Linked DNA regions of Mus musculus: all the other regions are linked to region 3. A link is a loop called in an ENCODE intact Hi-C map of the cell type or tissue named here. Cell type or tissue: left cerebral cortex. All regions are shown on one strand. Links, peaks and the distances in the headings refer to the core of each region. The heading gives the core; the rest is flanking DNA. Region 1 overlaps Kirrel3 (kirre like nephrin family adhesion molecule 3). Region 2 overlaps Kirrel3 (kirre like nephrin family adhesion molecule 3). Region 3 overlaps Dcps (decapping enzyme, scavenger).

The links. Peaks named below come from ENCODE experiments on the same cell type or tissue, not always from the same donor. Only the 100,000 strongest peaks of a DNase experiment are listed, where the experiment ranks them.
Region 1: it touches region 3 in a loop (9-fold over the local background); 17 of 42 quality-filtered maps call a loop at or near these places.
Region 2: a loop joins it to region 3, with 3.0 times the contacts of the local background. A loop is called at or near these places in 16 of 42 quality-filtered maps.

What each region holds. Positions count from the first base shown.
Region 1 is chr9:35,025,512-35,035,999 of GRCm38, reverse strand. Kirrel3 (kirre like nephrin family adhesion molecule 3) reads right to left here. Exons shown (of 17, transcript NM_001190911.1): 14 at 7,561-7,668; 15 at 6,117-6,226; 16 at 1,712-1,798; 17 at 1-1,163. The coding sequence ends at 720. Among named protein-coding and RNA genes, the nearest start is that of Kirrel3os, 23 kb to the right of the region's middle. In left cerebral cortex, for the core only: a CTCF peak has its summit at 4,995; a DNase peak (open chromatin) is centred at 4,989.
Region 2 is chr9:34,493,693-34,504,180 of GRCm38, reverse strand. All of the region lies in intron 1 of Kirrel3 (kirre like nephrin family adhesion molecule 3), which reads right to left. Among named protein-coding and RNA genes, the nearest start is that of Kirrel3, 10 kb to the right of the region's middle. In left cerebral cortex, for the core only: a CTCF peak has its summit at 5,353 (motif pointing left); a DNase peak (open chromatin) is centred at 5,357.
Region 3 is chr9:35,162,550-35,173,037 of GRCm38, reverse strand. It overlaps Dcps (decapping enzyme, scavenger), which reads left to right. Exons shown (of 6, transcript NM_027030.2): 2 at 1,787-1,961. Among named protein-coding and RNA genes, the nearest start is that of Dcps, 8.2 kb to the left of the region's middle. In left cerebral cortex, for the core only: CTCF peaks have their summits at 2,440 (motif pointing right), 5,494 (motif pointing right) and 6,643 (motif pointing right); DNase peaks (open chromatin) are centred at 2,769, 5,639, 5,848 and 6,657; H3K27ac peaks cover 1,830 bases.

The DNA.
Region 1 (10,488 bases), core at 759-8,758, 140 kb after region 3:
TGACGGTGAGGGCTCTGAACTGCACAGCCTGGCACAGGGTGTGTTGGGCCAGTTGTTCTCCAGGAGTTCACATTTTCCCTCTTTCCCTTCCTCAGCTCTGAGGACACTAGACTCTGATAGGCCAGTCCCACCACCAAGCGCAGAGGTATCAAGTCCAAGAACAGAACTGCAAGAATACAGACACAAACACCAAACAAAGTGGGGGCGGACTCCCAGGCAGATGCTCCTTTGGTCAGGGCCATTTCTCAGGCCCCAGCCTCTGCGGTATAGGCTATGCACAGTGGGGAGGCTGGGGTCTCCGGAGCAGCTCAGTGCTGGGAAAAAGTCCTCCGTTCCTCAAGGCTGCAAGGAATACAGACACCAGGGATGGCTTATGGGCAGCAAGAGGAGCTAGGAAAGTGGACGGCAGTTTCATAAAAGCAAAGTTCTAGCTGCCACGAGTGCCCATGGGAGGACAAGGTGGTTGAGGGACCTTTAGGGAAGAGCAAGAGACAGAGGCCCTGAGCACTATCCGCTCAGCTGCATACTCTCCATTTCCCACCTGGGAGCCAGATTTGTGCTTGATCAGAGCTTTGAAGGAAGGTGTTTACAGAGGTGCTCGGAGACCACCCCGGAGGTGGCCAGTTCTAGGGTCCTCTGCAAAGTAGCCCCAATCCTTGGAGAACGAGAATGTACCATGTCCTCCTCCTTGGCCCATCCCCCACCACAGGGCGTGGTCCTCAGACGTGAGTCTGCATCCGCCGCTGCAGGGGTCGGCTGGGGTCGGAGTTCTGGGAAGAGGACTGGGAATGGTGGGAAGAGGAGGCAGAAGCCTTGCTGGCCTTGTCAAACTGCACGTAGCCATCTTGCTTGCCGCTGCTGCTGACGCTGCTGTCACACTGCGTGTCCAGGAAGGAGCTGCTGTCGCTGAGGGAGCCCCTCTGAAACTCCCGCTCACAAAGCTCAATGGAAGAGCTGCCCATGCCCAGCACAAACCTCTGTCCATAGTCGTAGAGGCGGCCCTGGCCGCTCAAGGTGCTGTAGATGTTGGTGAAGGACATGCCTGTGGGCACACGCTGTTTGCCTGTCGGACGCAGGTCTGGCTGGCAGCTGGACAGGGAGATGGTTGGAGTTGAATGGTGTTCTTTGAAGGTGTTGACGCTGTAGTAGCCGTTGGTGGGGTCCTGGGTAGGCAAGAACATAGAGGCATTTTACCAGGGAGCCTTCACTGGCTGTGGCAGGGGGCCAGGCTGAGCAAACTTTGCACAGGGGAGGCCAGGAGGGAGGGAAGGATTGGAGAGGAAGGGTACTGACCAGGATACAACAAGGGTTAGCATGGCAGGGATGCTAGCAGACCCTAGCAGGTGCTCATTTGTCAGGAGGGAAGGTGATAGTGTCCTAGACCTGGTTTACAAGAGTGAAATGCAAGATCGTTTGAAAAAACAGCTTTTAGTTGTCTTTGTGTATTTATCCAGAACATGAATACTGACTTCTAAAATCTATTTGTTACAAGACCTCAGGAGGGGAGAATTGTAATAATTGATCCTTAAGTCAGTTTCTTAGTGTTGGGACAAGGAGAGCAGCTACTTTCAGTCCCTCCCCCTCAGACGGTGACACCTGTCCCCAGACTGGCCTTGAGCCCTTCCATTCTGCTGGCTGTGGGTCTTTGTTTATGTAAGGGATAGATGGGGCCATCATCTCTGTAGTCCGGACCCAGGACGGCTGCTCTTACCTTCAGGTTCTGAAACTCCTTCTCCTCTTCTTTGAGGACCTCCAGCTGTTTCAGCACCGAGTCTTGTTGGAATTCACCCCGGTCCATCTACAATCCAAAAATGGCTACTCAGTGCCAAGAAGGAGAGCTCAAGTCCACCTCCTCCCAGGAGAAGATGAAGAAATGAGCTCCAAGGATGGCCATTTGTATCCCCTGCATGTCTTAGACTGCAGAAAGGTAGGTGAAACAGCTGGATACAGTTCCAGACCTCAGTAATATTCCCGAAACCCTCATGTCAGGGCAGAGACAGGAGGTGGGGGTGGATGAAGCATCAGTATAACTGTGAGGCCATGTTTTCTTTCACTGGGCACGGACATCTCCAGACTTCTCATGTGAACATTTGTTGAAAACTTCTGGCCAGGCCCTGCACTAAGGGCCCTGTAGATACACAGTAAGATGTAGTACAACAGCTCTGCTTACCTGGGAGATGCGCTTGAGATCAACAGAACATCAACACCAGCTATCCAACAGGCTCTTATGGCGGTCTTTCAAATCAGTGCTAGGATGTTGGAAGGAATCCCAGTGGGGATGCTGGCAACATCAGTGCTATGGGTTGGATCTGAACTATCCCCCAAAGGCCATGTGTTCAAGGCTTAGTATTCCCATGATGTGGCACTATTAGGAGGTAGCGCTTAGTGGAAGGGAGTGAGGTCACTGGAGGTGTGCCCTAGAAGAGGCTACTGGAACCAGGCCCCCTCTTGTCTCTTCTTGCTTCCTTGGCCAGCATAAGATAGTCTTCTCTGCTGCATGCTTTTGTAGTGATATTCTGCCTTGATGCAGGTCTGAAGGCCACATGAACATGAACTGAAAACATGGGCCAAATCTCTCTCTGTCTCTCTGTGTGTGTGTGTGTGTGTGTGCATGCGCACGTGCACTTTGCATATGCAAGTCACAGTGTGGACATCAAATGACAATTATTTAGGTGTTGCTTCTGGGTTCAGACTCAGGTGGTCTGCCTTGAGCGTCACTGGCTTTTGCTCATGAGTCATCTTAGCTATGTTGGCCTTGTTGTTGCTGCTTTGAGACTGGGATTCACTTTGTAGCTCAAGTTGAAGTTGACATGTGGCAAATTTCCTGCTTCAGCTTCCTGAGTCCTGGGATTGGAGGTATGAGCCACTACGCCTCTTCTCCTCCTTTTTGTGTGTGTTGTGTATATAGTTCTGTGTAAAAAAGTTGTGTGTGTGTAGGTCAGAGGTTAACACTGAGTATCTTAGTTTTTGAGGCAGGGTTGATAACTGAGCCCAGAGCTCACCAGTGTAGCTTGGCTGGCTGGTCAGTGAGCACACGAGATCCTCCTGTCTCCACCTCCCCAAGACTTTGATTGCTGGTGTTTGCTTATTTTCACATGAGTTCTGAGAAAACTGAACTCAGGTCCTCATGTTTTTGTGTCAAAACACCATATGGACTGGGCCATCCCCCAGCCCTGATTTTCTCGGTGTTCTGTCATAGCAACAGAAAGCAAAATAGGCCATGCCTCTTCCTCACAGCAGTGACTCAAATGAACTGGAAAACTGTCTTCCTTGACAAGTGCCAAACAGCCTTGGGGGAAAGATCCTGCTCCCTTCCAATCCCCGGCACGGCACGCCTTGGTTTTAGGACCTTGCATACTGTGGTCACTGACCAGCACGCTTCTGGCCAAAGTGAATGCAGTGATTGGTATTTGTGTTGGAATGAGCAGCTGAACTCCAAATAGCTGAGTAATGAGGTGTAAGACCAGGACAAAGCTTCCACAGTGCATGGTGGATGTATAAAGTGACCAGGAACCAGAGGGATGCTATCCCCGGACACAAGGTGCCTCACTCCTGCAGGGCCACTCCTGGCTCAGGCTCCCACTCAGCCTATTGAGCAGGGTGTTTTGTTTGTCTCTTGCATCTCAGTCTTGTGGGCCAGCGCGCCTCCTTCCTGTTATTCCCCCACTAATTGCATTACGGTTTTTTTTTCACTTTTCCAGTAAATGTACTGATTTCATCTAAATTATTATTGTTCTTTCCCACCAGATATAAAGTCTAAGGCACTTCCCCTTGATGATGGAGTATTTCCCAGATCATAGGGTATAAAATCTCCCATTGTGGAGGAAGGGGATCCGTGAATATCTTCCCAAGGGACAGACTAGCTACAGAGTCTCAGCAAGTCCCTTCTGTCAAATTATCCCCTCTGCTGTGCCCCAAATTCTCAGGAACACCTGCCCTCTTCCTGAGGGTGTGGCTTTGAGACAAAAGGAAGACCTCCTTGGGAGAGAACTAAAGAGTCTACCAGGGATGAGGGGTGGACCTGATGAAGCTTAATTAGCATCATTCCTTCTCAGACGCGCGGGATGTGGTTTCCATCCTGTGCGAAGGAATGCTCTGTCAGGTTCTGTGTCAGGGAGACTCCAGGGAAAGATGCATGACCTTTGCCCTAGAGAAGCTCTGGAGTATCCTGAGAGGCTCCCTGGTCCAGCAGCAGGCTGTCAAAGAGGCTCAAGGGGAATGCAGCAAAAACTAAAGCAAAAACGCTGCACAGCTTGCCAGTGTGTGAGGAGGGGGCAGGCTGAGAACTTCTTGGAGAGGATGACGTTTGAACCAGTTCTTATTGCAGGGTATGAAATTTATCAGAGACGTCAACAGGGAGAAAGACCGTGGGTCTTTGATGTATAAAGGACTCCTAGACCAGGGATCACCCGTACTTAGTGTGTCTGGAAAGCCACACTATGTCTGGCTGGAAGGTGGAACTAGAAAGATTGGCAGGTGCCTTGAGGCAAAGGGCCCGATGACATGTTGGGTAGCTGAACTTCACCCAGCAGACATGGAAGCAACTGTGGGACTTCAGCAGATTGTCACAGGATCAGATTTACATTTAAGAGTCTCATTCACTAGTTCAGGCTGGCCTCAGGGTCATACAGATAATACTGTTTCTGCCTCCTGAGCGATGGAGTTATAGGCATGGGCCGCCAGATTTTTGTTTCAGAATGATACTTTTTTCAGGGCCGTGGAAGATGGATTGTGACAAGTGCCCAAAGCCAAGTCCTAATTGGGGGGGGGGGCGGGGAAGTGTTGCTGCAGTGGTTTAGGGGGCAAAGCCCAAAATAAGGCAGTGACTATGGAGGAGCGGTATGGAACACCTAGTTGAGACATATTTTGGAAGCAGAATTGACAGACTCTGAAAATCAATTGACTAGAGAAAGTATAACAGAGAGAAAAGTCAGTTCCACTCATGAAACCTTGAGCCTCTGCCAGGGATGAAGAAGGCAGCAGTTGCTCCCCATCTAGTGGGTGAATTTAGAGCAGCACAATAGTAAGCAACCCCCGGGCTCTTGCAGGCAGGTCTCTGCATTCCTAGATTCTGCACAGCCGATTCAGCCAACCATGGATCAAAAATATTTAGGGAAAATTGCCTGTATCAAACGTGCATATTTTACTCGCCATTAATCCTTAAGCAATATGGTACAGTAATTGTTTACACAGCACTTACATTACACTTCATAAGTAGAGATGATTTATGAATATGAGAGGAAGCAGGTAGCATCTGTATAAATGTTATATAGCATTTTATACTTGTACACATTCAGATTTGGGTATCTGGGAATTATAGGACAGAACTCTGCACATATGTCGAGGGAAAACTCTACTGTACCCCGTATGTACTCAGGTTGTTACCCTATAATCCTGATGATGGCTCTGTATATTACTGTGTTCATGTCCATTTCATAGATGGGGTCACTGGGGCTCAGAAAAGCCCTTGTCCTTTATTCCTTGCCCTCTTGTCACTGTTCCCAGATAATGCCACCACGATATAGTGTTCTGTGAGCTTCCGGCATAGTTGACTAGACTTCTGCCTGGACAGTTGGGAGGATTCGGGTTCTTGCAGAGAGGATCAGGAAGAGGAGTTGGCAGTTTGGTGTTGCTGGAGAAGTTTTGCATTTTCTTTTGGTGGATATCCAGTTCCCAAGAAGAAACCAGGGTTTCTGGCAGATGTGTGTGTGTGTGTGTGTGAAGAGGGAAGAGGAGAAAAAATGCATCGAATATCTATACCATGCCTCTCCCCATGTGAGTCTGCCTGGACAGTTGGGAGGATTCCAGTTCTTGCAGAGAGGATCAGGAAGAGGATCACATTGAATTCACATGTACGCAGCCACACATGTGAATTCAAGCACAGGTTCTTTCCTTACTCAGTGGTCAGGATCCAGGTCAAGAACTGCATCAAAGTTGTATTTGAATCTCCCCCATCACGTCACAGAGGCACAAATAAATGCTCATTGGCTGAGTGCATGCCCGGCTTACTTTGGGGGCAGGAGGGGTTTGCCTGGATGTGCTACCTGTCAGCAGTATGGAGAGCATCGGGAAGTCTGTGTGCTCAGGATGGAGTGGGGCATAGGCTGTGCTCTTACCATCAGCTGCTTTATGGTGGTGTGGTCCTCAGCCTCCCGGCCAGAAGATGGCTCCTTGTGCACAATTTCCACTCGAATATCATTTTTGGCTGATACAACACCTTTGAGATCTGGACATAAGATAGGAAAGTGTAGACAAAGAATTCAGTCCTCATTCTTAGGCAAGGCATGTCAACTGCCCCACAACCCCCTGCTGCCACCCTTATACCCCCTGATACCCGTTCCATCTCAGGATTTAACCTCCCCTCAGACTCTGAAACGTCAGTTTTGCAGGCCCCCACCCACAGAACTTCTGTAGAGATCGACTGTTGGCTGGAAGGGCCTCAAAGACTGGTTGTGTAGGCCACCTAGCTTCTGCAGCATGTCCTGTGGTTAGAGAGGTTGTCCTCATCCATCCCTCTATCTCATCTGGCTAGGATCTGTCACCCTGAGTCCCTTCTCACTTTGAGAAGTCTTCTCTGTCTGTTGCTGCCTGGATTTGAGCTCTCCAGTTATAGGGCCACAAATCTTAATGTTAAAAAGACCGTAAGGTCTTTCAGCCAATCCAGAGTACACAGAGGTCTAGCTACCCTGAACTACAGGAGCAGCCTGTTAGACAAATCTTGTTGAAATATTCTCCCTTGTCATATCCATGGAAAGGCAGCAAGGGAGGTTTCAAGGCTCTTGTGTTGGATTACCACAAGGTGGTAAGGTTGCTCAGCTGGGAATGGAGGATATGTGAGGGGGATAAGTAGCTTCCTCTAACAAGTGAAGGATGCAAGGTGATCATAGCTTGGCCTGGTGACTCAGTGTATTCTGATCCTAGAAGCTCAGAGGTGGTTGGGGTGATAAAAGCTATACCACCCAAGCCTCTAATATCACCAGTAAGGAAATGAAGGCTATAAATAGATGTGACTTGCCCAGGGCACTTCCTCTGCCATCCTACCTCTCCCTTACTCCAGAGTTGAGCCCAGTACAGAGGCCCCATGTCCATATGCTCTTTAAGAGTGTCCTGGCCCCTTAGAACTGTATTGCTAAAGATAAAAAACCTTGAAAAGCCCGTCCAGGGCAGTTCTTCACATGCTTTTGTGCCCTGTGTGGGCGGCTTGCTTTTCAGGCTAAGCTAGCAGTCTTTGCAGAGCAAGGAGGGTCAAGCCACCCTGTTCCCTCTGAGGTTTTCTATGCACTCCAAATAACAGTGCTGTGTGTCCAACCCAAAGTGCTAGTGGACTGTCCTGCTACTTGGAGGCCAGTTGAGTTCGGGTCAGCCTCAGTAGGGTTCCCACTTGCTGCCAGACACCCTCCAGGTGCATAACAGCACACCATACCCATCCCTGCCCCAGGAGCTCACAACATTGTTGTGGCCCCTGTTCTTTGTACTCCTGCTTACTTGCTCTCCTGGGCAGTCTAAGCCTGGCCTTTTTCTCTGTCCCCCTCCCTGAGATCCCGGGTCTCCCTCCCGTACTTCTCTGGGAACGGGCACAGCAGAAGGCCACAATGGTTGCCATTAGGACGAGGAAGGCCACGCCAGCTCCTACGGCCACCCCGATGATGACGGCCATTGGTACAGACTCTGCGGGAAAGAAACAGACAAGGCTGATGAGGGAAGGAGAAAACTACTGTCCTGCTAGGGCCCCACCCAGTCCCCCAGGTGCAGCCCCTGCCAAGCTGGGGCCAGACCACTGCCATGTGGGACTTTCCTGGGCATGCCTCGGTGGGCCTGGGCAGGCACAGTCAGTTCAATAGGGGGTTAGCTCTGGATAGGATTGTTGAGCCTGGGTACGGGATATAAGGTAGGTGGAGAGTAGGGAGGAGCCAGGGGAAAGGGGTAGATGCTAGAACAGGGTAGAGAGCCAGGGAGAGGAAAACTGGAGATGCAGGTCGAGGCTGGCCTAATTTAGCTCTCTTCAGCATTCAGGGAGGGATTTATAATGCATGTAGTGGTTAGTGAGTCATAAGTCCATGGCTTTCCTTTGACAACAACAACAACGACAACAACAACAAAGGCAATGGCTCCTGTCTCCTTACTTCCCTTTCTGTGGAACAAGGTGGGTACATAGAGACAACTCAGGGCTTTCAGCTCTGAGGCAACTTCCTCCTCTGGCCTGCTGGGAATCAGGACCTGCTGTGCTCCACACATATCCAAGCCTTGGGAGCAGGGGAGTTGCATCACAGCTTCCACGCTACCACAATGCTCAGGAGAAAGGGTCCTTTCTTTTTTCTTGACCTCCATACCCTTCTCCTCCAAGACCAGCCCTTCAACATCCACCATCTGCTTCCATCCCGAAAGGTACAGAACTGTCACCCTGGCGCAACCCCCAGTCTGCCTCTGGTCCTTGCCAAATGGGCAGGACTAGCAGGTCGTGCTGGGGGCAGGGAGTGGGGGTGGGGGACAGGGAGACTGCTTTTCTGTAAAGCAGATGGATGCACATAGGCCCCAAGAACATGACTTTAGGCCCTGAGTAGTCTATCTGTAGCTCCGAACAGCTCTTAGAAATTCTGAGGAAGGGTGAAACTGGATTATAATGAACCCAAGCCGCTCATTTGGGAAGGACACTGAAGCCCAAAGGTATCAGTGACTCCAGGTTCATGGACATGTGTGTGCCTTCTCTGTGTGAACGAGGTCAATCCAGGTCTCCTCATCCTCCTCCCAACTCCACCCCACTAATATCTGTGTCACATGGTGTTCTCCGGACTGCTGCCCGGTTGTGTCCCTTGCTCTATCACACCCTCTGAACATCTTACCCTATGTTTCCTTGTCTCTTGTCTGTAAAATGGAGTAGTAATAGTGTGCCTTTAGAGGTCTTTAAGGACTTTAGGTAGAAGAGTGAGAGGAAATGTCTTGGAGCAGAGCCAAGGGCCCAGCCTCCTTTAAATGTTTGTTCCAGTTTCTTTGTGGGAGGACAGTAGCAGACAGTAGCCTTAACTGAGAGGAAATTCCTCTGAACGTCTGAGCTCCTTCCCCACCCACGTTCATCAGTGCAGCTTGGATGACCCACAGAAGGCGAGGCATTCTGGAGCTCTGCTTAGAATATCACTGTTCTTTTTTTTTTTTTTTTCCTTTTGATGTTTTGGGAATGAAACTCAGGGTTTCACGAATACTGAGTGCTCTGCTCCCTGACCCCTGTTTACTAAATAGAAGGAAACACTGACATTCTGGCCCCCAAGCTGTTGCTGTGAGGTAGGGGGCACCTATTCGACAGGCCTGGTGTCACAGTACCCCAGAATTCGCACACGAACTCTCTCTTGTTACCTACCTATTTGTTAGTGGCCACGACCTACAGAGGTGACAGGAGGTGACCAAGAGGAAGTAAGGATGGCAAAATCCCAAGGACAGAAAGGGTTGGACTCAGAAATCAGGACTAGGAAAGAGGAGATCTCAGCCAAGCTGACTTTGGCAAACAGGTGTTCCTAGTTAAACCTCATTAGTCCTGTGGTTTGGATTTCTTTATTTTGTGTTTGCTCTAGCACTTGTGGGATTCCTAGTGAGTTTCCTAAGGAAAACTCAGGGGTATCCCTTCTCCTCTCAGAGCCAAGGCATACTATTCTCTCTTAACATCCCCAAGCCTCAACGTTCTACCCATAACCCGGGGAGCTGAGGCAGCAGAAGTATGGCTACTGCTGGCTTGGCTCCTCCAAATCCACATTTTCTTGCACTGTTAATAGCAGGGGGTGCGTGTATCTTGGGTAGGCAGGGGCAGAGGAGAAGGGCTCCTTGAAGGCCGGTGGCATCCCTTACTTTTCCTGGCCTCTTGGTTTCTGACTTAGGACACTTTTGTCAGGCCATTTCTTTCTGAACATTCCTTTGAGAGGGACTGGGGAGGGATAGCCGTCCTTAGCTTCCTCTTCATCCAAAGAAGGGAACTGGGCATGCGGGAGTCTTAGCCACCAGAGGAGGAAGGAATATGAAATAAGTGCCTCACAGGACCTGGACCTCTAGAGATCTGAAGATGTAGGTGGTAGATAATTGCGTGCTGCCTCTGGATAGACCACAAGGGCTCTGGTGGATGGTTGTAATCTAGATTGATGCTCTGAGCAGGGCGTGTGTGTCCAAGGAGCGGGGAATGTAGACTCTACATATAGCTCATTAAAAGAGTGACGGAGGCCAGGAAACCAGTGTGGGCAGAGAACTGAGAGGACCCTCAGGCGTTGGCCAGCCCTGTGAAGTAGGATTCACCAAGTCCTGCTGTTCTCCTCTGGTGTCCTGCCTGGGCATTCAGAGGGAACACTTGTCTAGATGGAACAAATCCACCCATGGAGCCTGATGAGCACTTTGCTATGGGAGCCCTGGAGGGCCAGTGCCCAGCAGTGTTGGCTTGATGATGAGATGGTGCTTCCATGGCAGGGACACAGGGAACAGGGGAGGCGGTGAGCCAGCAAGCATGGATGGAAC
Region 2 (10,488 bases), core at 1,643-9,642, 670 kb after region 3:
GAATCAGGCAAGAAATACGCTACTCCAATGTGCTGTGACAAGATGGGGTATAGGAGGGAGTGAGTTCCAAGGTGGGGTACAGGAGGGAGGAAGGCACTTACTGTGCTACAGGGAAGGGGGTAGAGAAAACTTCCATCCTGGTGGGGGAAGCTGAGTGCTGAAGGCAGGAGTTAGCTAGAGCTCCTGGGGGAGGGGCATCCTGGAAGGGGGAACACAGTAGCAAGAGAGCGTCAGTAGCTGAAATGAATGACTACACTGGAGAGCTGTGGGAAAATGGGGAGGGGAGTTAAGTAATCCCAGGTTAATTTTGATAAACTCTAGGAGTCCACAACTTCATCCTGAATGGTTTTCCCTCCAAAAGCCAAGGAATATCATGTACCTGTACAGAAGCCAGATCTCCTGTGTGTCTTTCTCCATCCCTACACACTTGGCTATGGACCCTTCCAAACTTCTTCAAGTATAAGGAGTGCCTCACGGTCCCAGATCAGGAGAAGTAATATTGTGACTTTAAAAACAAAATAACACTACAGTCTTAAGATCTGGAGGCCAAACTGTCTCCCACATGTGCCTGCTCTCTTTTTCTTCTGTCTACCTGCCTCCTCTCTTTCTCCCCATTTGTCCCCAGCCCTAAACCTAAGATCATCAACTTATAAAAGGAAAAGCCTACAGGTTTGGGGGTGGGGCTCTGTCCATGATGGGCAGGTCAGCACACTATAATGGGGCACAGGCAGTAGAACCCAGTCAGTCACCTCCTCACCAGGAAACAAATGAGGGGCCATCATCTTTTGATCTCTCTCAAGGACACATCCCCAAAGGTCCGAAAGCCTCTGCTGCACCCATTCCTAAACATCCACTACCTCCCTATAGTAATGCCCTGGAGACTATGACTTTAATACCTGGGTCTTTGTGAGCCACTCGAAAATCCACACTGCTGTATAAGTGGGATGAGAAGAGTGCCTTTGAGCACCACTGGCTTCCGTCACCCTCCTAGTGGCTGCTGGATTCAGCAACTCAGACATGTGGTTCCCCTTTAGTGATTTGGATTGAAGAAAGAGGCCCAGAGGCCTAGTGATGAGAACATCTATTTTTTTTTTTATGAATTGAAAAATAAAATGACAGTAAGCAGCTAGCAGATCCCAGTTCACAATGAAATGAATATCAATGTCTATGGTGGTATTGACCTTGAAGATTTTTTTTTCTCTCAAATATAAAATGAGAACTCTTGTGGTGCATTATGATAGACGTTCTGAATCTCTTCACTCTACAAAGCCGAAACTCTCCCTTTATGAACCTGTGCATCTCTAGTGTACAGCGCTGAGTTTAAAATAAACATTCTAAAGTGCAGGTGAAGACAAGCGATGCCCGAGCTTAGCTGCATTCTTCCCCGTCAGCGTAGATCACTACGCAGCTTTCCCCGTTCTATGGAGGTGGGACAGGCCTCAAAGTCCCATTGAGAAGAAGGGCTCTTCATTTATTTCTTCTAAGCTGTAAGGAAGGCAGTGATGACAGCCTGGCATAAGTGCCATGTCCCCATTCCCGTGTGCTTGATCTCACTGTGAGTTTGGGTTTCCTAGACTCAGGGCTCGCTCCGTGTAAATCCTTGGTTCCATTCTCTCCAGCGACAAATCACCCGAGGGTAATGTAATATGAAAACCATTAGCAGTAGCTCCCTTGAGTCACCTTAAATCCTCTGGTGAGAAGCATCTCTCAAACCTCTGTGGGCTCGGTGTCAGCAGTGTTCACGCAAGAGCCGGCGAGGCAAGAAGGCACAGACGCCAGATTCAGAACCGAGAAGCATCAAGTTCATTCAAATCCTATCTCTCTCTCTCTCTCTCTCTCTCTCTCTCTCTCTCCCTCCCTCCCTCTCTCTCTCTCTCTCTCCCTCCCTCCCCCCCCTCTCTCTCTCTCTGTATGTTTGTGTGTTTGTGTGTATGTGTGTGCACATATGTGTGTGTGTGGGGGGGGGGTCATTAAGGTACAGGCTGCTGGGCCAAATCCAAGAGTCTCTGATTTAGGTTTGAATCCTGAGAACTCTTTCTTCTACCCCCTGGATGCTGCTACTGGTGAACCAGCTGACCTGCAGCCTACATGTTGAAAAGCACTGTGACAGAGAAGCTGGGAGCCCTAAGAAGGCTGGAACACTCCTCTGACATATCAAAGAGTTTCCAGCTAAGATTACATACATTACGTTTGTATCTACCGATAGAGGGATATGTGACCACACCACCAGATCCCCTTTTCTCTGCAGTTGTGAATGAGCAAAGCCAATAGAGTTCACATCAGTTCAAAAATCAATGACAGGAGTGAAAAGGATAATCTAACTAAAACCTAAATAAATAACAGTAGAAAACTCTTAAACATTTTCCTTGGCATGAATTTGGTTATTGATCTTAGAACGCCTTCTAAGGTTGGGAAGGCAATGTAGGGTTTTGTATTATTTTAGCAGGAGACCAGAAGAGGAGGGTAATAACGGTTTCTGAATGGGATTTGATTCTGGGTAACTCTAAATGTTATTTTTTGCCTACAATGCATGAATACCTGTCTGTGAATTTTTTTTTCCTGCCCTGGTTTGGTGAAGAGAAAACACAAAGCAAATTTCAAGCCTGGAAAGGGGGCACTTGTGAGAGTTTGGAGCCCAGGCAACCATTGGCTGACAGTGCAGCTCGAATATCACCCCTGTGGCCGAGGAAGGGGCTCAGGCCACAGGATGAAAAGCCAGAATCTGACGTCTTCCATGGCAACATCTATCTGCCCTGCATTCTTGCTCTGATTCTATCTTAAAGGTGCTTTTAAACTCTCAGGGAACTTTCATGTTTCACTAGTTTATCATAAGTGTCTATCTTAAGCCAATATTATGATTTTAAGCATGGCCTAGGCAGATACGTGTCACCTTCCAAAGAGATTTCTAACACCAGGTAAGCTTTCTGCTGAAGCCAAAGTGAGGAGAATCGGAAGCCGAATGACATTCAGGCTCGCCCGCCTTCCAAGACTCTTTTTCACTTCTTTTTAATGACCATTATTAATCATTTCAGAACTATATAGTCTCCTGGCATTTTTACTATTACAGACTTAGAGGGAGAGAAAGGGGAGGGAGGGTGGGAGGGAGAGAGAAAGAGAGAGAGAACAATTTTGATGTCGTGAAATGCCTTTTTTGTGTAGAGTAGTATCATTTTCGGATCACAGAGCAAACACAAGCCTAACCTCTCCCTGGGCCAAATGGGGTTTAATTAAAAAAAAAATCTGTTGAAGGGAAGTTAGAGGGGAGGGAGTTGGGTGTGATGGATGCTTGTTAAGAAATGAGCATTTGCTTTTCTAAACATTAAGCTAAACTGGAACTGGCTGGCGGAGGGACAGAGTGACAAGCCACTTGGGAAGCTCCCCATATTGTCTTCATCCCTTTGTGCAGGAGAAGACGTTTCCTCTGTGTTCTCAGCTCTTCCCATCCCACGTAGACCTTACAGAAGAGAATCGCAGGTCACACTAGGTTGCTTGGCTCATAGACACTCACAGGGCTGCCAAAACAACATCGTGACTGATATCCTTCCCAACAACCTGGAAGACAGGGCTCTTAGGGTCTTCTATCCTGTCACTTGACAGTTATGTGATCTTCAGGCAAAGCCTCGGTTGTTATCATTAGCAAATGGGTTTAGCCATCCCTGCTTCACTCGGCTGCTACAGTGCTAAGTCAGAGAATATATACAAGGCTCAACCAAGGACCTGATCCTGAGACCTCAAGGATGCTTTTCCACAGCTGGTCCAGTTGACTCAGTAGCCACAGGTTTCAGGGAATATAAAAATACCAGACAGCAGCATCCAAGGCTATTACTGATCTGGCTGAGGTTTCTACTGCTTCTCCTTTCCCAGTCCACGTTCAGGGTGAGAACCCAAAGCTCTACTAGAAACCTGGCTTGTGAAAAGAATGGTATGCGACCAAGCTAGGGGACTAGGAAAACAACAAAGCCAAGGTCACATGTCTTATCGTTACAGCAAATCTTAATTTAGGAGGGGTGTCTAATATTTTCATCAGGTCCTAAAATTATACACAAAGACTAGAATGGTTTGTGATCTGGACTAAGGCTTTGACTTTTTTTATGCAAAAACCTTTCTGTTTTGACAGAAACTGCTTAGATGGTCTCTGCCATTCACCACTTAATCTCCCTGTTCACTGAAGACTAAATATCTTCTCTCTAACTTTGCTGCCTTCTATGCCTGGGAACAGCAGCTGGAAAGACACATTGAGCAGGTAACAGCTCACCTCATTGCAATAACAACAGCAATGGACGACTACAATGGTGAGTCCAGTAAGGAATGTGGTTTGGATTTAGGCAAACCTCACAGAAAATTCCACTAACAACCTAAATCAACAGAATGGTCACATGACATCCGATGACTTCAAGCAACATCAATGACCCGTTCTACCAAACACTTGGGTCATGCAGACCAGGCAAGACTGTGGTATACCCCTGACAATGGTCCCGTCCTTCCTTCATCACATCTCCACAACTTCAATTGTTGATGCATGGACTAACTTGGGAGGGGGGCGCTCAGGTACATCGCATAACTCTGAAGGGCAAGCTGGCACATTGGAGATTACTAGAAAGAATGATGGTAAGGAGTTTTGGGGCCACCCTCCTACCGTTTGTCCTGAAGAGCATAGTACAGTATACCTGCTTTTAGCCTGGCATTGACATTTTAGAAGGACACCCTATTAAACACATGCAATTGGTGGCAAGTTTCCTCGAATGGTGTCCCTCGAATTTAGTATCTCTTTCCAGAGATGAAAACAGAATTCACCTCAACAGCCTGCTCAAGGCACCAGGAATAAGGATACTACTTTGCAGCATGGGAACAGCACACCCACTTTGATGGGGTGTGAAGCACTTGGAACCATGGAGAATAGTAGAGGGTTCAGGACTAACAGAGCGAATGCCGGCTCAAGGAAGACACCTTCTGTGGCTAACCCCTCTGGGGGAGGACTGAGATTCAATACATTCAGGAAAAGCCCTCATTGCAGAGAAATGCTGGTGAACTGCAATTGCTCTATCTCCTTTGTGCAGTTCTTCCAGGACCCCTTGAGCATTATTAATTGAACCCACCTAGCTTTAGCCTCTTTGTGTAGGAATTCCTCTGAACATTCTACTTTCACTACCTAGTGGGCTCTGAAAAGTAGAATCCAGCCTCTCCCTGGGAGGTTAAACTGTGGCTACTTCTTCATCTGCACCCCTTCGGGGTGGGATGAGGTGGCAGAAGGGCCCAGCTTCAGGCAGCCCTGCTGTGCCTTAAACCACTGGGCACCCATCCCTCTGCAGGTTACGCTGGGCTCACTCCTTTGCAAGCGCGGCTGCTGCCACCATCAGGCTGACTTGGGGACTGCAATCTTCTTCGTATGTCTGATTCCCCAAACATTTTTGCTAACTCCCATCTCAGCAGTTGACTCTCTTAAAGGCTCAGCACCCTGTGTGAGAAAATGGCTTCAGAAGCAAGCTTCCCAAAGAGCTGAAGTTCAACTTAAACATGGAGTGAACCCTAACATTTATAACCAAGGCATAGAAAAGTGCAAGTCTCACAATATAGGGAACAGAGCAACTGGGGGATTAAGTGGTGGTTTCTCCTTAGTCGTCAGGGCAGCTAGGCAACTAGGCAACTAGGCAGCAGAGGATGAAAGCCTTCTTGTACAGTACTTGGATGCATACTTAACTTTTTGTTCCCTGAATGCTTACTTACCCAGAGAGTCAACTAAGCCCCAGTGTGACTCCGAAGCTGTCATAGCTCCCAGCATTGCCAAGGGTGACAGGTGGACTGTCACACTGCACCAGAGTGAAGTCACCTGTGACATTTGCAGGTGACTGACAGAAATGGGCACTGACATGCATTGGAGAACAGAAGGGCACAAGGGTTCCTTGCTGAAGCCCAGGAAGTGAGTGGCTTGCCAGGGGATGTTTCTCTTGGCAGCATCCCTGGTGACTTGTGAGCATCCGAGGTCTTCCTTGGAGAAATACCTTTAAATAAACTTTAAGCATCCCTGGGACTCTAACTTGGGCACTTCAACATCTTTATGTGTGCTGACATCACAGGTTCTGGTTTTTTTTCCCTTTCCTTAACTCTTATATTTCATCTGATAGTTTTGAATTTATTCAGAGACTTCTAGGTAGCCAATTGAATGCTAGACACTGGCGTGATAAAAGGTAGGATATTTTAACCAACTGATTATGATAAGCTCCTTGATTTACAGATATCTAAAGGTGGAAGTAGAGGTGGAGAAGAGAACAAGGGAAGTACACAAATGACTTCTTGACTACATTTCAGCCTTGCCACTTCCCAGGCACTAGTGCTCTGGAAACTTTGAGCCTTTGGGGTAAAGACAAACTTCAGAAATGTGTCAGAGTCTGGGATCATAAAGAACTAGGACTACAAGGCTGGGTTACCGTCTGAAGGTCAACCCTGGCACTGAGCTCCTCGATCTTTCTAAGGAACAGCTAAAATCCCCTCTTTATGCTTGGACACATATGGATGATTACCACAAATATACAAACGTGCAAGAGATAAAGCTTAGTAGGAAAGCATTTTCATAGTGAGGCCCACCTACAGTTCTGAGAGGTGTGGTGGTGCTGGTGGTGTGTGTGTGTGTGCGGGGGGAGGGGGGAGGTGAGCGATGAGAACAAGGTTTTCCTTCCATCCCAGCATCTGATCTTCTAATGCATAGTTTATGTTTATGATCTGAAGCAGCCGGAAGCTACCAGCTCCTCCATGAAGCACCAACCCACACAAAACAAGACTGGGAAGAACTTTGATCAGACATCACCTTTCTAGGGGCTGACAGCATCCAACCTGCCTCCGTTGCTATTTCGATAAAATGGGGTGCTACTTGTGCACTGTATTTCTGAAGATTTGCATAGATGCTAATTATCCTAGCCATCATTATGCAAACAGAGGTATTGTTACTACTATTATCATCAACACGGCCAAAAGAATTTGCTAGGTACCAAAGAGATCTTGAATACATGATCTACCTCCTAGAAAACTATCCAAAACAACCCAATTGTTGCTAAGAGGTAGAGTCCTCAACCACTCTTCTGTCCTTTCTTACCAGCTGGCGTCCTGCATTCCTGATGACCTGAATTCATCTTTGAAAACACTCACAATAGAGTCCTGCTCAACAGGCCAGCCTCAGACAAGACAGTCAGAAATCGAAGGCTTTGAAAATGCCGCTGACTAGTTCTTGTAGGACATTTAGGGGCTTTGTCCCCCCCCCCCCCCACTGAGCTTCCTGCCAGCTACCATAGGTTCCTGGAGAGAATAGGCACAGAAGACATGGGTAAATCTGAGGACATATATTCTCTACTCCTGAATGGAAGGCTCCTTTGCATGGGAGACTTGTGAAACATTTCTGACATTTGAATAGAGCCCTCTAAGGTGCTACCTCGGCTCCCCTGATGCCTACAGTTTACTTTTTCTTGAGAACAAGAAAGACATTGCCAGCAGAATGCCCCAGGGAAGCTTCTCTTCTTCCTCCCTTCTGACTTATTGTTCCTCCTCATTGCTGTGTTTGCTCTGTCCCTGTATCCTTCAGGGGTCTTCAGAAAGAGTTAACTCCCATCCCTCATATCCTCCAACCACCCATAGTTCAGGTGTCCCCAGCATTCCATGCCTCTGGTGCTTTGAGCTCTCCTCAGCACCTCTTATCTGCCTTCCCTTGGGTGGGCAGACCAACAGTTAACTAGGTTCCCCATTGCTATTTTATTGTCCACTTTCCCATATCTGAACATACCAGCCATAAAGAAAGATGATCTGGAAAGAGGAAAGTGTACTTCCACTCAATTCTACAAGTTTTCAGCCTCAGGGAAGTACAGAGACTACCAAGAATAACAAGTGAATCCCCACAGCTCTGATATGGAGAGGACGACAGACCCCAAACTACTAACCATCTTTTAAGATACTGACTTCATCCTGTCAATCCATCCTTAAAACATGTATCATGTTATTCACAGCCATGAGCCAGCCAGCTTTGCCTTCCCCAAGGCTCCTCTCTCCTTTCAAACACATCCATTCTAGGCTCTGCTGCTAAGTATGCCATATTCTCTTCAGTCCTCCTGCCTGTGCACACTCCCAGGTACAGCCCGGACTACTTGCTTCATGCTTTACCCAGAGCACACCTATACATCTTTTAAGAGCAAGCACGCATGGCATCTCTTCTGGACACCCTTTTATGATGCCCTGGGCTGTCTCTGCTGTTTGTAGAGCATCATTCTATAGCCTTCGTGGAAGTGTTGCCTCTCTGTCCAGAAATATGGCCTCACCTATTTCCACAGCAGTCTCTGACACCACACCTACCACACAGTAGGCCTAAAACCAGTGCTACATGAATGGTCTATAGCTGAGCTTCTTGTCACAGAATAACACTATTTGCTCGTAAAATAAGGAACAATCGACTTTGTTCCCTGAGACATTAGACCCTATGGAATGCCTGAGGGGAGAGTTGAAAGGGTAAAGGTCATGTGCGTTCGCTCTCCTATTTTCAGTTCCCACAATGTCAGCAGCGGTTGAGAAGAATCTCAACTAGAAACAGCCACCCCGTGCTTTTCCTCAAGGGAGCAGATCACCTAGGCTATTCAACTTGATCTGTCTAAGACAGACTCATGCAAAATCTAATGGTTAGTTCTAACCATCCAAATCCCAGAATCGGGCAAATTTGCTTGACCTTGGCAGTAGAGACACAGGCAGGTCTGTGTACACACGTGCAAGGGTGTAGGACGACATGCAGAGACTTCTAGATTGCCAACAGAAGCCCCTCAGGGTACGTGGGAAGTGTCTGTGACCACATCCTTGGCTGGTATGCCCAGGAAGGAGTAGATGATTGCTTCCCGCTCACTCACTAGAACCCACATGGGCCCCAACAAAAGAACGATGGAAGGCACACTATCCATCCATACTGGCCACCATTCCAAGGCATAAACTTGTTACCAAGCATACCCAGAGAATGCTGACATTTATTTAATCCTCATAGTAGCATTGACTGTGTACTCACTGAAACACTGTATGCTTGCGGAAGATATTTGTTTCCAAGCAGCTTATGCTAAATTGCCATGATATAAAGGAAACACTTATCCAATATTGACATTTACCGACTTCTGGAAGTATACCGCCAGAATTCTTATTCTTTACCTGTGGGAGAGGAGAAGGGGGCAGTGATAAGCATGCTGTTTGATGCTAAGCTCTGCAAAGCAGGATGTGGATCAAAGTGCATTTTGGTGTCTTCACTAAGCCTTCCTGTGACTTTTCACTCTACAGCACAGAGTGGGTTTGGAGGGGTGTGTATATGAGGTCAAAGTTCTGTCATGCTTAGTACTAAAATTCTGGCAGAAAGCAGAGCACAGCATCCCTTGTGTGCCTGGGAGAGAAGCATTTTAATGATCTAGAAGTATCTAAAGTCTCACTTGATGTGCATACCTAACTGGGTAAATTCTGATTTCCCCTCAGGGAAAGAAAATGCCACACAATGACATATGGAATAGTGCTATGTGCCAGTGAAGTCGGCTCGCACTTCATTCCTTGAACTGGAAATAAAGCCCTCTTCTATTTGCAATGCGGGTGAAGCCCTGAGAACCCAGGCACAGGGCACTGGCTCCCCTCTCCCTTACAGGTAGCATTGATGGCTCACTGAACTCCAGGCAGTGAACAGCCCCTAGCACAGCAGCCCCAGGTGAACCCTGAGGAACTAAGGATTCTGGCACATACATTGGCCTTGAGAAAAAACTGGGGCTACAAGAGCCACCCCTGAAGTGAGGATTGGTGCCATGGTGAATCAAGCATAGGTAAAGGTGTGTGCATCACTTCACCTAGCTCCTCTTCGATCGGATTAGAACAGGGCTAGGAACAGGCACAGGTGACATTCAGGGCTTCTCTGTCTCTTGATTGACCGTGATTTTAAAGATGTCTGAGTTGTTTTTCCACCTAGAAAACATCTTAGCATCTTCCAGTGATAAGAGCTGCTTGCAGCTGAGATCTTCTGCTTGCCCACCTCGCTCCCCCCACCATCCCCATCTCCATTAAGACCTTAAAACAAGTATTCTTGGCCCTTCTCTCAACTCCTCCATCAAAGGCAATTTTATTTTTTTTCTCGTTCCTGTTTCCAAAACAGTTTATCTTTTTTATCTCCTTGGAAGAAAAGTACTCTACAAATCAAAGGTATCATTAGTATTGTTATTATTTTGCTATTGAAATCTCTTGAATTCACTCTGGATTATTCATGTGCTTTTTTTGGGTCTGCAATATAATACTGCCTAAGTCACCCCTACTGGGCTAAACAAAAATGAAAAATTGCATCTTCAGGCCTAATCCACGGCTCCACCCCATCTCCTGCTGGTCCTGGCTTCCACCAACAGAGGCACACACACCAGGAAAGGCTGCTCCTTGGTACAATGCCTAGCTCACTGCTGCCATGCTCTGAGCCAGATCCTCCTTTCTGTACCCATGGCATCCTCTCGGTGT
Region 3 (10,488 bases), core at 1,758-9,757:
CAACATTAATTGGGTCTGGCTTACAGGTTCATAGGTTCAGTCTATTATCAAGGCAGAAGCATAGCAGTGTCTAGGTAGGTATGGTGCGGAGCTGAGAGTTCTACATTTTCTTCCAAAGGCAAACAGGAGAACACTGGCTTCCAAGAAGCTAGGATGAAGGTCTTAAAGCCCACCCCCACAGTGACACACCTACTCCAACAAGGTCACACCTCCAAATAGTGCCACTCCCTGGGCCAAACATATTTAAAACACCACATACAACCTTGACTTCTGTCCTCCACACAGACATGCATACACTTGTATGCACAAGACCACTCTCACAAGCATATACATTTACTGAACCCATACACACAAAGCTGTGTCCAAGAGTCCCATGTAAGAGCTCATATTTGGGAGGATCAGGGGATATAGCTTCAATGCCTCTCTGTTGCTTGTTTTTTATTAGATCCTGTCTGGTTTTCTTAGCCCTTTTGTCTTCACTATGTATCACTCACTGAAGATTTTAGGCCTGAGAGATTTCTAGCTAGAAGTCAGTGGGGAGACTTGGCTTCTAATCTCCATACTGATGCTGTTCATGTGACCTTGGATAAGTCACTTAATTTCTCTAGTGTGGATCTTAGTTTGTTATTTTTTTTTTAAAGTAAGGAGAGTTTGGCAAGGGTCTTGTAAAATAGATGACAGCTGTGATGGTTTGTATATGCTTGGCCCAGGGAGGGGCACTATTACAAGGTGTGGCCCTGTTGGAGTGGGTGTGGCCTTGTTGGAGTAGGTGTGTCACTGTGGGTATGGGCTTTAAGACCCTCATCCTAGCTGCCTGGAAGCCAGTATTCTGCTAGCAGCCTCCAGATGAAGATGTAGGACTCTCAGGTCTTCCTCCATGCCTGCCTGGATGCTACCATATTCCTGCCTTGATGATAATGGACTGAACCTCTGAACCTGTAAGCCAGACCCAATTAAATGTTGTTCTTTATAAGAGCTGTCTTGGTCATGGAGTCTATTTACAGCAGTAAACCCTACTAAGACAACAGCTGAGAAACTTTTCTTCTTTTGTAAAGAAAGGTCTGGGAATTTCTACAAGGTTTTGGATTAAGATGCCTTTTCTAGGAGAAGAAACGTGAGTGTTGTACTTCCTCAGAAGGGAGCTCTTAAGGAAGCAAATGCAGATGTTGCAATTTAAGAGACCCTGGAATTGAACCAGGCAGTGGTGGCGCACGCCTTTAATCATAGCACTTGGGAGGCAGAGGTGGGCGGATTTCTGAGTTCGAGGCCAGCCTGGTCTAGAGTGAGTTCTAGGACAGCCAAGACTACACCCGTCTTGAAAAACAAACCAAACCAACCAACCAACCAACCAACCAACCAACCAAACAAACAAAAAAGACCCTGGAATCACAATCACAAGTGCTGGGACTTTTTAAATCTTGTGAGTGTGTGTTTGTATGTGTGTGTAGGCCAGAGTACAACCTCAGGTATTGTTTCTGTCTTGTTTATTACTTGTTTGTGTTGTTTTCTGGCACAAGGCCAGCAGGCCCCAGGAGTCCACTTATCTTTGCCTTCCCAGTTATGGGATTTTAAATTACACCCCCCCACACCCCCCCTCCCCCTGGTTTCCAGACAGGATCTTGCTCACACCCAGCTTTTTCACATGGGTCCTGTTAAATGGACACTCAGGTCCTCCCACTTGCATGGAATGCATTTTATTAATTAAACTATTTCCCTAGCCCCAAGTGCTTTCCTAGTGATACCATACTTGCACCCACTGACCCACTGATGGTATCTCTGCTTGCAGGTGAATGAGGACTCTGGGGATACTCATGGAGAAGATGCGGTTGTGATCCTGGAGAAGACACCATTTCAGGTAGAACACGTGGCGCAGCTCCTAACGGGGAGCCCTGAGCTCAAGTTGCAGTTCTCCAATGATATCTACAGCACCTATAACCTGTTTCCTCCAAGGCATCTGAGTGGTAAGCAAATGCTGGCTGAAGTGGTTGCGTGTGGGGAGAAGGGGTGGCGGGACTAAGGGCTGTGGTGCATAGAGTCTTTCAAATTTGAGAATTCTAGGACAGTGGTTCTAAGGGGAAGAGGGAGGGTGTTTCCCTCCAGAGAACCTGGCAATCTCTCAAGACAATTTTGGTTGTTGGAACTGAATGTGTATGTGCCACTGACATCTAGTATGTAAAGGATAGGCTTGCTGTGAAACATCCCACAATGTACAGGTTGGCTACCACGGCAGAGAACTGCCATGGATGCTAAGGTTGAGAAATCCTTCCTGGTCCAGTATATTTGGGTGCAGTAATTCTGATTCATGGGATGGAATAATAAATCCATCTGTTTGTGAGCATAATTGATCATTTCCAACATTTTCTTTTTAAAGATGTATTTATTTTGTTTATATGAGTACACTGTAGCTGTCTTCAGACACACCAGAAGAGGGCATAGGATTCCATTACGGATGGTTGTGAGCCACCATGTGGTTGCTGGGAATTGAACTCGGGACTTCTGGGAGAGCAGTCAGCGCTCTTAACCACTGAGCCATCTCTCCAGCTCAATTTCCAACACTTTTAACACCCTTACTATTATACTAACTCGGGATATAGTATTTAATACATTTAATTCATAGAACAGCACTGTTGTGAGAGGGTTTTATAGGTAAGGAAATGGAGGTTTGGAAAGCTAAGTAACCAATTCAAAATCACACAGCAATAGGTGGCAGGAAAAGGAAGTGTTTCAGTGGGCTGAGCTCTCACCACACTCTGACACCATATGCTATGTTCCGTGCTGGGTGCTGCACACGTTGTTACTCCCTGAAGAATCCCACATTCCGCTAGAAGAGACAAACAGCGCGATCAAGCAGGATGAATTTGAGTTGAGCAGAAACCTATGGCTAACAAACGTTTGTTTTTGATTGAAAATATTTGTGTGGGTGTGTGTATGGGTGTGTGCATATATGTCTGTACACTGTGTGTGTGCAGTGCCCACAGAAGCCAGAAGAGAGTGTTAGGTCTCCTGGGACTTGAGTTACAGAGACTTAGGAGCTGCTATATTGGAGCTAGGAATTGAACTTGAGTCTCTGGAAGAGCAGCCATTGCTTAAATACGGAACCGTCTCTCTAGCCTTGAAAGCATTTTTTAATTTACCAAAAAGGTAATCATTCTGTGCCTCAAGAAAGACATGATATGTCAAGATCTTGTAGGCAGTATATGAGGGATATGGGTTGACCTTCATGGTTCCCATCCAGGAAGTTCTAAAATGCTTTGGACACATGGTGTGTTGTAATTTGCCCCTCAGCGTTTAAGAACAAGTCAGCTTCCCAGATATCCTGTCCCAGTGTCATTTTCAATAGTATTTTCTACAGCTCTATAACTGAGGGCTATTGTTATTCTTTGAAAATGCATGTGATCACTTGATATAAGACAAGCAAACCTTTCAGAGCAGACAGCACAAGAGCCTCCTTTTCTCTGAAAGATAGCCAGATTTTTTGGCTTAAGTTGATGGAAATGGACAGCTGCATTTATTTTCTTAAGTGTTGACCTTTAAGCAAATGTATTCTTTGACGCGGGGCAGCAGCATGACAGAAGGCACTGTAGCCAGAACTACCTGACCTAAAGCCACCTAGGCCATTGCTTACTGTCATTCCACTTGTCTCCTCCCAGCTCTTCCACTGACATCCCCATCCCTAGCCAGAGCCCACAAGGTCCTGTGCTGAGATCACCCCTGGTGCATTCACAAAGTCTTCCTCCCACCCCCTACCCTCCACCCCACCACAGTACTTCTGCGACACTGCACAAGATGAGTATTGAAAGTGGCAGTTGGTGAGGGCTCCTCCTGACCCAGTCCCACGTGTCTCCATAACCCTTTCCCCATGATCACCCAAACCTACCTGGGATGGGAGCTCTTCTCTCCCTGTCTCCTTAGCAGATGGACTTTGTTTTGTGGGCTTGCCTTCCCTATCTAGTCCTAGCATGGAGATTTGGAAGTCACAACAGTTGGATTCAGGGCCTGAACTGTGCTTCTCCCTTATTGACTTATTTATCCTGCCCATGGGTGACTTTATAAATAATAAGTTGGCAGATTCATTCTATAAAGAACCAAAGTAAATATCCTAGGCTTTGTGAGGCATGAGTGGTTTCCTCCTCTTTGTTTTTCTTTCTCCACACCTCTAATAATGAATGTATCACTTCCAGCTTGCTGGGTGTTCACTCAGGTGGTAAGTCAAATAGAACCCGCTGGTCATCGCTTCCCAGTCTGTTTTCCAGGTTTTTGCCATTCAGAATGTGGTCTGTGGAGTGGTACTGTGAGCACCACCTAGGTGCTTCTCAGGCACAGAATTCCAGACTCTATTGCAGACTACAGAACTCAGCCCTTGTGCTAGCTGGACTTCCGTACAAGTCATATGGACATTATAGTTAGAAAGATATTAGTCTTTAAAAGACACTGTTTGCTGGGGATGCCTGCCATTATTTCTCATTCTTGGCCTTTCCAAAAACCTTCAGCTGGTATTGAAATAAATTTGTGGTTTGCATTTGAAGTTCTCATAGGTACTGCATAGGTGAAATTCAAGAATATATTTGTGCATTATTCAGAAGCAGTCAGCATCTATTTAGTAGTAGTTACTATGATTATTTTGGTGTGCTGGCCTCAGTGCTAAGTACCGTTGCTTCAGAGTCCAGTAAGATGCTATCTCTGACCTTAGGCATGTTTAGGGCAGGGCAAGAGGGCTGTGAGTTATTGTGAAGAGACAGAGAGACAAATGCTGTGGGTCCTCCTACCTGAATGGAAACTTTGGATAAGAGTTCAGCTTTGGGCATAGGCCTGTAGTCCTAGCTCCTGGAAAGGTGAAGCAAAAGGCTCAAATGTGTGGGCCATAGAGGGAGTTCAGGACTGGCCTGAACAATTTAGTGAGATGCTGTCTGAAAATAAAAAGTGAAAGAACACTAAGGTTGTGGCTTAACAGTGGAGTGCTTGCACGGGTCTGAGGCCCTAGGTGTAATCCCCTTTACTACATGTAGGAAGACAGGCAATCACGTCATAGGCGGTTAAGGAGAAGCTCTTCATGTGCTGGTCTTTGACAGCTTGTCTATCTCCCAGTGCTTGACAGTTGTGGTAGCAACCATGCAGCCGGCAGGCATTCAAGCATGCAGACACAGTGTTCCATCCAGTCCTTGTTCAGGCCTCAGATATCAAGACCCTTAGCTCAGAGTGTTAGAGTTCTTGTGTAAGTCAGTATTCCATAGCATTTGATACTAGCCAGTGTTGCAGCTTTTGTCTTAGGGTGTCTGATAATGTTGATTTTAATGAGTTCATGGTTTCCAGGAGCTCTTCTAGCGAACAGAGCCCGTAGTTCCTCCTATCTGTCTCCTTATTAGTCTTTTATCCCTTTTCACCTCTGCCCCTTCTTGTCTTCTCCCTTCTTAAAAAAAAAAAAATTTGTATTTTACATATGTGGGTGTTTGTTTGCATGTGTGTCTAAGTACCATGTGTGGTCAGTGCCTTTGGAGGCCAGCAGAGGACATTAGATTTCTTGGAACTGGAATTACAGATAGTTGTAGGGATCACGTGGGAGCTGGGAACAAACCCTAATCCTGTAGAGGAGCAGCCAGTGTTGTTAACCACTGAGTTGCCTCTCCAGTCCCCGTCTCTCTTCTCGCTTCTCTCCCCCTCCTTTGCTCTGTCCACTCGTGAACTGTCTGGCTGCTGCCACCCTGGCCACTGTGCTGTGCCTGTTGCTTTTTCTTTGTGTTTCCATCTCTGCTCCATTAACAAAAGTAGGCAAGAAAAGACCACTTACGAGAGGACATTTGTTGGGAATAATTGGGCAGAAGAATGTCTCCTAGCCTATCTGCTTATAGAGCCAAGGAGGGGATCATGCAAATGAACGTTTGTGTCCCCATGAATTGAGGCATTGTTCCTCCTGTACCAGTCACAGCAGCCCCTCAGCATCCATCAGGATAATTGTTCTCTCTAGCCCGAATAGACCTGGTTACAGAATATCACAGCCTACTGAGGGTTGTGATGGCAGGAACTCGGATACAAACTGTTTGAACCGGTTGTGGCTGGAGCTGCACCTTCAGGAGCTGGCAATCATTTCTCAGTTTACTTGAGTGAACTGAGTACTGCTCACAGCCAGAGAGGGAATTGGGGGAAAAAAAAATCACAGCACACTTCACATGCACAAGTAGTCCTTTTGCTAGGTCATTAGAATTAGTGACCTGTGGCCTCTGGCCTGTGGGTAAATGATTGCCAAGTCCTCTAGAGTTCAGCAATGTAATAGAAAAAAAAAATCTAGTCATAAACTATTTGAAATAGCCAAAGCTAGCTGGGGCTGCCCATCAGGAACCAGACAATTAGCTGTAATTGTTGTATAGTTTCTTCATGCCATCCCCTGGAACATTTAAAGTGGTCAGCGTTGCCTGGCTGTTTGACTGACCTTTGGTTAAGGCAGCTGGGAGTCCAGCAACTTGAAGTTACAAAGTCAGGTTGCCCATTACCCAGAGGCTTGACTTATTTACAGAAAAATGAACATTAGAAGGCATGTTTACTATAAGGGCTTGCCAAAATTATTATTAGCACTGACATAAATTTTAGCATATTTCAGCAGTACAAGGAGAATAACTGAAGTATCCACAGATTCCTTTTTTTTTTTTCCCTTTGGGACAGGCATTCCATAGCCACAAGGTGTCAGTGTTACCAAAGTATTCTGACTATTAGCTCTCCAGCACCAGGCATCCTAGTCAGGACCTACCTAGAGCCTGTGTGACGCCCGCCCCTGCCTCCACCCCTGCCCTGACCACCCCCCCCCCCCAGTCCCCCATGCTTCTCTGTTCTCAGCTTCTGAATTACAGCTCACTGTGGCCTATCCCATGGACCTTAAAGTGAAATTCCTGCAACTTTAGTCCTCTGTGCCCAATACACTGTTGTATCTTTTTTTTCTGTTTGTTTGTTTTTGTTTTGCTGATCCCTGGCTCTTCTCAGCCTTTTCTAAGCAGGCTGCTGTCCTGGACTCAGCATCAATCATGTTTGATGGATTTCTTTTGGTATTTCTTCCATGACTGGTGATGTTTTCCTCTTATGCAAACCTGAGAGTATGCAGTCTCCTCTCCCATTTTTTTCCCTCCAGATTCTCAGCTCACCAAAGTAAGTAGCCTAGAGTTAGTCCCTCATGGTTCCTTACACCAGTGGCCCAAGGAGGGAGCATGGGCTTGGGAACTAGGCTTGCTTAGGCCATGTCCCAGAGTTAATCCCTAATAGCATCGTTCCTCTGTACAGCCACAGCAGCCCCTCTGCATCCATCAGGATGGAGGTTCCCTTTCTAGCCTTAGACCTGGTTATAGGATATCACAGCTTACTGAGGGTAAGGAGTAAATGTGGGTTCAGGCAGACTTGGGGGGTGGAGGCCTGGCTCTGACATCGGCCATTGGAAAGGCCCAGGGCATTCTTGTTCACTTAACACTTGAAGTTCTGCTCTATCCAGATGTTCTAGTAGGTGAGTCCAAACAGCATGTGTCAATTGTCTTTGGGTTTTGAGGGGAAGACAGACAGCAAACAAGTGAACAGTGTCTGAGTGGCCCTGGGCAGAGAGCTGCCCGGGCTGTGCAAATGAAGGCCACACACAATCAGAGCGAGACCTGATGACTGAGAAGGAGCCAGCTCGAGAAGGATGGGTGTTCTAGTCTGGAACAGAAAAGAGGCTCTTATGCTGGAAGTGCAGGTGAGAGCAGTGACTGCAACATGGGCACAGGAAGTGGACGAAGTGACTTTAAGAATTGCCTTTGTTGGGCTGGCGAGATGGCTCAGTGGTTAAGAGCTCCAACTGCTCTTCCGAAGGTCCCGAGTTCAAATCCCAGCAACCACATGGTGGCTCACAACCATCTGTAACGAAATTTGATGCCCTCTTCTGGAGTATCTGAGGACAGCTACAGTGTACTTACATATAATAAATAAATAAATCTTTTAAAAAATTGTCCTATGGTAATGACATAAAAAAAAAGTCTAATGTTCTAAAAAAAAAAAAAGAATTGCCTTTGTTAACCCGGGCTAGTAACTGAATACATCTCAATGGGACCATTAGGAAATAGATAAAAAGGAAGTCTTTTACAACAGATTTTAGTCTCTGTCCTCAGTGAGAGGTACATTTTATTTTATGGTTTCATACATACAAATAAATGCACATGAATATTAGTGGACCAGAAGTTTCACAAAACAATACAACTTTATGATAGAATCACCAGTATTTATTTCAAGTCTTGTTTCCTTTTTGAAATACTGGGTTAACCTCCTAAAGTGATGCCACGGGTTCCAACCCACTGAGATAAGTAAGGTGTACAAAGTTCTTAACACTGCAGCAGGCATATGGTACAGATTGAAGAGTGTCACTATCACGACTGTAACAGTAAGTTATCTCTTAATGTTTTTACAGCTTCCCCAGTATCTGATCCTTGACAGATCACATAGGAAATGTGGCTGGCCCTGACCATGGCAGGTGGTAACCATGAAGAGCCTGTGGGCCAGTCTGTTGGCATCTCACATGGTTGATCTTCGTGTGTCATCCTGATAGGGCAGAGCCTATGTTGGCTACTCCTGCTGCTGTGGCTCCCTATTAATGGAGTCTTTCTTTGAGGTCTATGTTTCCTCTCACTCAGAGAAGAAGGGGGAGATAGTGGTGAGAGGTGTGGCTCAGAAATACAGGCGACCTTCTAAAAGGCCGATTGTTTACCTGTTATAAAGCAGGGTGTGGAGTCTCAGGTTTACTGGAGGAGACTGGAGGCTCTGTGTGAGAGGCCTAGACAGGGAGCAAGGGATGAGATCTTGGGAATCACTCTTTTGGTTGCCTAAATCACTCAGGACTTTAGCCACAGGCCAGGATTTTCTACTTTGTATTCTTTACAGAGGCAAAACTCAAAACTCTGGAGAGAGGAGAAAGGATTTGTTTGGGAGGAGCATTTTAAAAGATTAGCTATTCTCAGAAGAGTTTCCCTGGCAGAGCTGTTTGTGATAGAAAAGACGAGACTTAGTCAAGTAGCAGTAGAGAAGGTGGATAGCCTGGTACAGTCTCAAAGTGGACAACCTCTCTCTGGCAATGGAAATGAACTATAGCTGCCTGTATTCGTGGAGGCTAAGTCATCAGGTGGGGGCAAGAAGTCCACATGATGCGATTCTGAGGATCAGGCTGATCTAAACAGTATGGTGCTTAGGTATGCATGCGTCCGTAACAATGCTGAGAAGACAGTAAAGACACACACCCTGAAATCAAAATGGTGGGGAAGAGCCAGGAAACTCTACGTTATGAATATCCTTTTTATTTTAGTCCCTACATGGTACATGCTAGACACACACACACACATACACACACACACACACACAGACACACACACACACACACACAGAGAGAGAGAGAGAGAGAGACTGAGACTTGCTTTTTATGGATACGAATATGTTTCCTAGTTAATAGTTAAGAAAAACTGGCCCTTTTTTAGGTGGATGAAAATATTTTCCCACACATTTGAATGGCTCTGTCATCATTCTTGCTTTTTTTTTTTAAAGTCACTATTGTTGAAAGTGAAAGTGTTGAGTTTCAGTCTTCGAGATTTTGGACATTATCAGGCTTTCGTTTCTGCATGGCTCCTCTTCTCTGGGGCAGGGGAGCGACCAGGCTAGATTATTTTACCTCCTGTGGATAAGGGAGCCCTATGCTATTTTGGAAGGTACCCCAAGATGATACCAGTCCTGATCGAGTGGAGCAGTGTGGCAGGTCCTCCAGCCATTGGAAGAAGCCCAAGTACCAGGGTCTGTTGGTGTCTCTCCAGCGCAGACTGGCACAAGCCTCTGAACCTATCCGCCGTGATGTCCTCGGCAGCCCTCCCACTGCAGCTGAGCCAAGGGACAAGTTACATGAACAGTGGCCAGCAAGGAATGGCTTGCCAGACAAGTCTCAGCCAAAACACTCACAGCATGCCATGGTCATCTAACATGAGAAATACTGTAGGCTTACAGCCATCGAACCAGAAAACGTCACTGAATTGTGGAGACTTAGTTTCTCTGAACGACAAGTGGGGAATCAGAAGGCTGGCTTGCCTACCTAAGAAGGTTTCTTTACCATATGAGATCATGGAGTCTCAAGTTGAATGGAGATAAAATGCCAGGCTTTATTAGTAAATAGCTCTTAACTTGAACTGTTCAGCAGAAAGTCTCTGTGGGAGGGTCGGGCATTTGTCAGAGTCAGATGTGTAGTTACCTGATCAGATAATCATCAGATAGCACCAGGAGGCTTATAATGGGCATGAACGGACCCCTACTGCTGTGCCCCCTTCCCACCTCACTTCTCAGAAGCAACCACACCATGACCAGTGTTACGGAGACCCTGTCTGAAAAAGAAAGGAAGGACGGATGGAAGGAGGGAGAGAAGAAAGGAAAGAATCAACTCCTTTGCCTCCTTTTTCATTCCCTGCACTCCCAGTCTTTATCTATCTGCCTTTGGAAGGCTCAGTGTCTTTA